Linked DNA regions of Homo sapiens: region 2 is linked to region 1. Evidence: read pairs that join two places in POLR2A ChIA-PET (ENCODE). Cell type or tissue: Caco-2. All regions are shown on one strand. Links, peaks and the distances in the headings refer to the core of each region. The heading gives the core; the rest is flanking DNA.

Region 1 (3,014 bases), core at 230-2,729:
AGGACAATAGAGGTACACCGTGGAGTGCTGCAGCAGCAAGCCAAAGATTGCCAAGGATTACCAGAGACGTGAGACGTTGGAAAGGGCAAGAGTGGAATCTCCCCTCTCCCCCAAGTTTGAGAGGGGGCCAAGCCTTACCGACACCTTAATTTGAGGCCTCTAGTCTCTAGAAATGCAATGTGCAAGGCGGGGCGCGGTGGCTCACGCCTGTAATCCCAGCACTTTGGGAGGCTGAGGCGGGCCTTAAGGTCAGGAGTTCAAGACCAGCCTGGCCAACATGGTGAAACCCTGCCTCAAAATGCAAAAAGTAGCCAGGCGTGGTGGCATGTGCCTGTAATCCTAGCTACTCAGGAGGCTGAGGCAGGAGAATCACTTGAACCCAGGAGGCAGAGGTTGCAGTGAGCCGAGATCACACCAGTGCACTCCAGCCTGGGCAACAGCGTGAGACTCCATCTCAAAAAAAAAAAAAAGGGCCGGGTGCAGTGCTCACGCCTGTAATCCCAGCACGTTGGGAGGCTGAGGTGGGAGGATCACCTGAGGCCAGGAGTTCAAGACCAGCCTGGCCAATATGGTGAAACTCTGTCTCTACTAAAAATTCCAAAAAAATTTAGCAGGGTGTGGTGGCGCATGCCTGTAATCCCAGCTACTCGGGAGACTGAGACAGGAGAATTGCTTGAACCCGGGAGGTGGAGGTTGCAATGAGCTGAGATGGCGCCACTGCACTCCAGCCTGGGAGACAGAGTGAGACTCCGTCTCAAAACAAAACAAAACAAAAATGCGACGTGCAGTGATGTGCTCCAGCTGGTGTGATCCCCTTGGGGATGTGGCAATGGATGGGCATCCCCAGACTTGATGATCATCCCTTTGTCTCTTACCAGCAATCCCCAAACCAATTCACAAGTTCTGTTTTGTTTTGGTTTGGTTTTTTGTTTGTTTTTTGAGACAGAGTCTCACTCTGTCGCCCGGGCAGGAGTGCAGTGACATGATCATATCTCACTGCAGCCTCAAACTCCCAGGCTCAAGTGATCCTCCCACCTCAGCCTCCCTAGTAGCTGGGACTACAGGTGTGCACCACCATGCCTGGCTAACTTTTTTCATTTTTTGTAGAGATGGGGGTCTCCCTATGTTGCCCAGGCTGGTTTCGAACTCCTGGGCTCAAGTGATCCTCCCATCTCAGCCTCCCAAAGTGCTGGCATTACAGGCGTGAGCCACCGTGCCCGGCCACAAGATATTTTTTAAGCATGGAGGTTTCTGTGCATTGGATTCCCCTCTTTGAGCTTCACCATATATATTTGTCCAAGGGCAGGGAGATCCGGTGTAATCTGCTTACACAATATTCCTGGAGAAGTTCTTCTTTCAGTAAATACTTGTACATCTCTGCAGAGTGACAGCAGGTTCTCCAGCAAACACCTTGGGGAGCCCAACCCTTTCCTGGGAATGCCCCTGTGTTAATGGGAATCAAAGCTGAGAGCAGGTGGGGAGAGTACATTCTTGGCTTATCAGCTTCCAACAGAAAGGGGAAATAAAAACAGATGCAATCTTTTATTGCAAAGGGATGGGTGCCTCTAAGATCAGATAAAGCCCATATAGGATTATGCAGAAACTGGTGTAAATTTGCAGGTCATCAAGACTCAATGTCCCCTCCCTCCCCACACTGTCCACCTCTGGACCATTTTGCACTTTATATTTTCTGAGAAAGGAGGCAGAGGGGAAGAAGGGGTTCAAAGGTGTCAGCCTGGCTCCTGGTGACCAGCTCTGTTTAGCAGGAAGTTAGCTGGAACAACTGATTGAGCCCTGGGATAATCTATGCTGTCACTGTGGACACAGCGGAGCAGAGGGCACACACAGTGGAGGGCACACACAGCGGAGGACAGACACAGTGGAGGGCACACACAGTGGAGGGCACACACAGCGGAGGGCACACACAGTGGAGGGCACACACAGCGGAAGGCACACACAGTGGAGTTACCTCTGATCCCCATGCCCTACGGGGCTGCCACCTTCCTGCCAGGGTTTGGATCATCACAGTCATTTGCATCTTCACTCCACAGCGTGAGTGCACATACACATCTGTTTTATTGCATTTGGCCCTTATAGGAATGAGTGGGATATGGGGAAATGAAAAGGCTGAGACTGCGATAAAAAATGTAGCTCTTAGGCCAGGTGCGGTGGCACATGCCTGTAATCCTAGCACTTTGGGAGGCCGAGGTGGACAGATCACCTGAGTTCAGGAGTTTGAGACCAGCCTGGCGAACATGGTGAAACCCCATCTCTACTAAAAATACAAAAATTAGCCAGGCGTGGTGGTGGGTGCCTGTAGTCCCAGCTACTCAGGAGGCTGAGGCAGGAGAATCCCTTGAACTCGGGGGTCAGAGGTTGCAGTGGGATTGCACCGCTGCACTCCAGCCTGGGCGACAGAGTGAGACTCCATCTCAAAACAAAACGAATCGAATCAAATGTAGCTCTTGAAACAACCAAAACAAAGTTAAAGTTGTAAAGAGTGGAAAGTCCTTAGCATTGATCAGAATTAATCTTTGGCCAGGTGCAGTGGCTCACGCCTATAATCCCAGCACTTTGGGAGGCTAAGGTGGGAGGATCATTTGAGCCCAATTTGAGACTAGCCCAGGCAACATAGTGAGATCTCATTTCTACTGGAAATGAAAAAATTAGCCAGGCATGGTGGCATCTGCCTATAATCCTGGCTACTCAGGAGGCTGAAGTGGGAGGATTGTTTGAGTTTGGGAGGTCGAGGCTGCAGTGAGCTAGGATGGCACCACTGCACTCCAGCCTGGGCAACAGAGTGAGACCCTGTCTCAAAAAAAAAAAAGAATTCTCAATCTTCTCCCCGACCACAGCCTTCCTCAAGTAAGCTAAAAACAAACATCCTCTACATTGTTTGAGTCAAATATTGGCTTTATCCTTGACACCTCACTTTCTTTCCTATCCCATAGTCAATTGGTCTAGAAATAAAAATAAAAGTTTCCCCAGAATTAAAAAAAAAAAAAAATCCCAAA
Region 2 (2,682 bases), core at 183-2,682, 240 kb after region 1:
TCATACTGGTTTACACCCCAGAGTGGAATGCTTCTCAAGATTTCCTGAGCAGCTAGACACAGGAACCCACAGCCCCAGATACAGAACACCAGACTTTCAGAAGCAGCAAAGCCCTGTCCTGCTGGGCATGGACCAAGCACTATCCGCAAATGGTCTCCAGTGAGACTAAGGCAAGCTAACAAGGAAGAGGATACAGCACAACTCAAGCCAGATTGCCCACCTCCTCCTTCCTCCACATCCTCTTTCTAGCAAAAGCGAACACTGCAGATAAGAGATAGCCCACTAATGTAGCAGATACAGTGTGCCCAGGGGCATGTTTCCAAGACACACTCTACTAAGCACAGCTCTGGGCAGCTCCAGAACCACATCCCAGATAATACTCAAATATCAAATAGTAGAAACTGTCCCACCTGGGCCTCTGTCAAAGAGAGAAGGGATTGTTGTTACGCTTGACAGGAACATGCAAATCCCATTTGAGGAGCCACAATGAGAAACAGAAGGTGAGGAGACAGTGCTAACAGCCCTGGCATCTTTCTGCCAGTGAGGAGGTGGGAACAATGGCAATGCAGCTTTCCCCTGCAGCATAAGGGACAGAGCCACACGTAAGGCACCTGGATTTACAGTGGACGCCAGTTCTGAGAGTGGCCGGTCTGGTGATAAGGAACCCACTCCACAGGAGGAATGGTCTCTCCCCTCTCTCGGGGCTGAATCCAAGGCCAGCACACAGGGGTAAGCTAGGACCTTCTCAGTGAGAAAGCTGCCAGCATGTGGCATTGCCAAGACTCTGGCCTGGGACAAAGCACTGGGCCAAGGTTCGGGGCCACTCGCCCTAAAGCCCACACAGGGAGCAGCACTGGTGGTGGATGGACAGGAATTTCTGTGGCCACACACTGTCTCTTCCATCCCTGGCCCCCATACGGCCTTTCTCCCAAGCACATCAGGACACTCTCCTGTCACAGGTACTGTGACACCTCACAGTCACTTACCAGATACCTGGGCCTTTCCTAGTGACATCCTTCTACTGATGCTAACTGGACCCTGGCCACATCAATCGTCTCATCAGAGGGTTTGTGGAGTCTGTCCACTAAGGGTCTGAGGACAAAAGCAGCCCACAGATGTGCAAGTGAACTTTTTTGAGAACACATCACTCTGACAGGCCACATCAGCCTATTTTGCCCTTTCTGAACACCTAAAACAATTCTAACTAGCAGTCTGAAGGCTCAGACTGCATTACGTAACTCTGATCCACCAGGAAAGTTCCAGAAACTACTTCAGTAGAAAGGTAGATAGGAAAACCCTCCTAAACAAGAAATGTACAAAGAGCTTCGGAGGCAAATCCCCATCAAAAGCCAATCCTCCAGGCTGTGCAGTGCAGAGAAAAGTCAAATCTCTCCTTTAGAAAGCTGCTGCTGATTCGTAAGCATATCCTCCCAACATAAGCCAGATTAGCCCCTGGAAGCTGATACTATCAGAAGTCTAACCACATATCACATATGCTGGGAACACCACTGTCATTTTATAAAACCTCCCCGAAAGAAGTCTGGAAATAAAAAAACAAAATACAAGACCTGCTCTGGCCTCAAGAGATACTACTGTTCCATGAGCAGAGCTGACTCATTCTATTTCATGAGACTCAGAAGGGAGGAGCCAGGAGATGTGGAGCAAGCTTGTCTGTCCTCCAAAATGGGAACAGAAGGCACTGCCAGGCTGAAAACTTGGTCTATTCCCAGGAGGGCTGGCTGAGACCCTGGAAGTCAGACAGAGCAGCAGCCTCTCCACAAAGCAGACCCTTCAGCTTGGCAGCATCACCCATTCCTTGGTGCCTCCACTCTTGGCACCTCCCTCCCTCCCCACCCTTTCAAGTGTCTTCCAGTTGGTTTAAGACTTCACACAGACCGAGGGCAGACTGCGCTGATGGCAATGCCGGAGGTGAGAGGAGGAGCTACCTGGAAGAGGCCTACCTTTCAGCTTCCCACAGCACCCAGGAACCTTAAGAGCTGCTGACCTGCTGGTGGGCCTGGCCAGAGCCTTCTCACCAGGCACAGCTATGCCTGGTCGTCAAGACAACCAACAGGCAGCCAGAACTACGGAAAATAAACTTTTTTATCTGGATTCCAGGACCCTTATCCTAACCTTTTACTTTACTATAGTACCTCTGCAACCTACGGGGCAGGAAAAAAAGGGAAGAAAAAATACTGGGGAAGAAAACACAGCACTGTTTGGCAGCTCCTTTGGCGCGCAGGAAACTGCCACCCCAGCCTTGGCTTCCTGGGGCCAGGTTCCAGATGTGTGTTGACAAACTGCAGCTTCGATCATCTCCGTGTGCCAGGATCTTGTGGCCGCGGCAAAGCACCTCCCCTATCTACTCTTGCAGCACTTACTGGCCTCCATTATAGGCATAATCAGCCTTGTTGTGCATTATCAGCTTGTTGTCAACAAAGTAGAAGCTGTCAGAGCGGGTCTCGTAAGGATTTTCAATCATTAGACGAACTGCAAGTCAGGCAAAGGGGGAAGAAAAAAGCAAAGAATTATGTTTGAGTCTGCCCCACAGGGTAGGTGGGAGAAAACTTTGCATCCCCTCCAAAATAAGCCAGCGCTTCAGAGTATACTCTGCCAGAATAACGATGAGGTCAGAACAGAGGGAGGCAGCCCTTGACAGCTGGGGAGACCACAGAGGCCCCC

The links. Peaks named below come from ENCODE experiments on the same cell type or tissue, not always from the same donor. Only the 100,000 strongest peaks of a DNase experiment are listed, where the experiment ranks them.
Region 2: POLR2A ChIA-PET joins it to region 1 with 7 read pairs; 3 of 35 experiments call an interaction of 5 or more read pairs at or near these places.

What each region holds. Positions count from the first base shown.
Region 1 is chr12:120,955,614-120,958,627 of GRCh38, reverse strand. No RefSeq gene overlaps it. Among named protein-coding and RNA genes, the nearest start is that of HNF1A-AS1, 15 kb to the left of the region's middle. In Caco-2, for the core only: no CTCF peak of the experiment used is centred there; DNase peaks (open chromatin) are centred at 1,427 and 1,720.
Region 2 is chr12:120,719,728-120,722,409 of GRCh38, reverse strand. UNC119B (unc-119 lipid binding chaperone B) reads right to left here. Exons shown (of 5, transcript NM_001080533.3): 5 at 1-2,490. The coding sequence ends at 2,378. Among named protein-coding and RNA genes, the nearest start is that of MIR4700, 2.1 kb to the left of the region's middle. In Caco-2, for the core only: no CTCF peak of the experiment used is centred there; no DNase peak of the experiment used is centred there.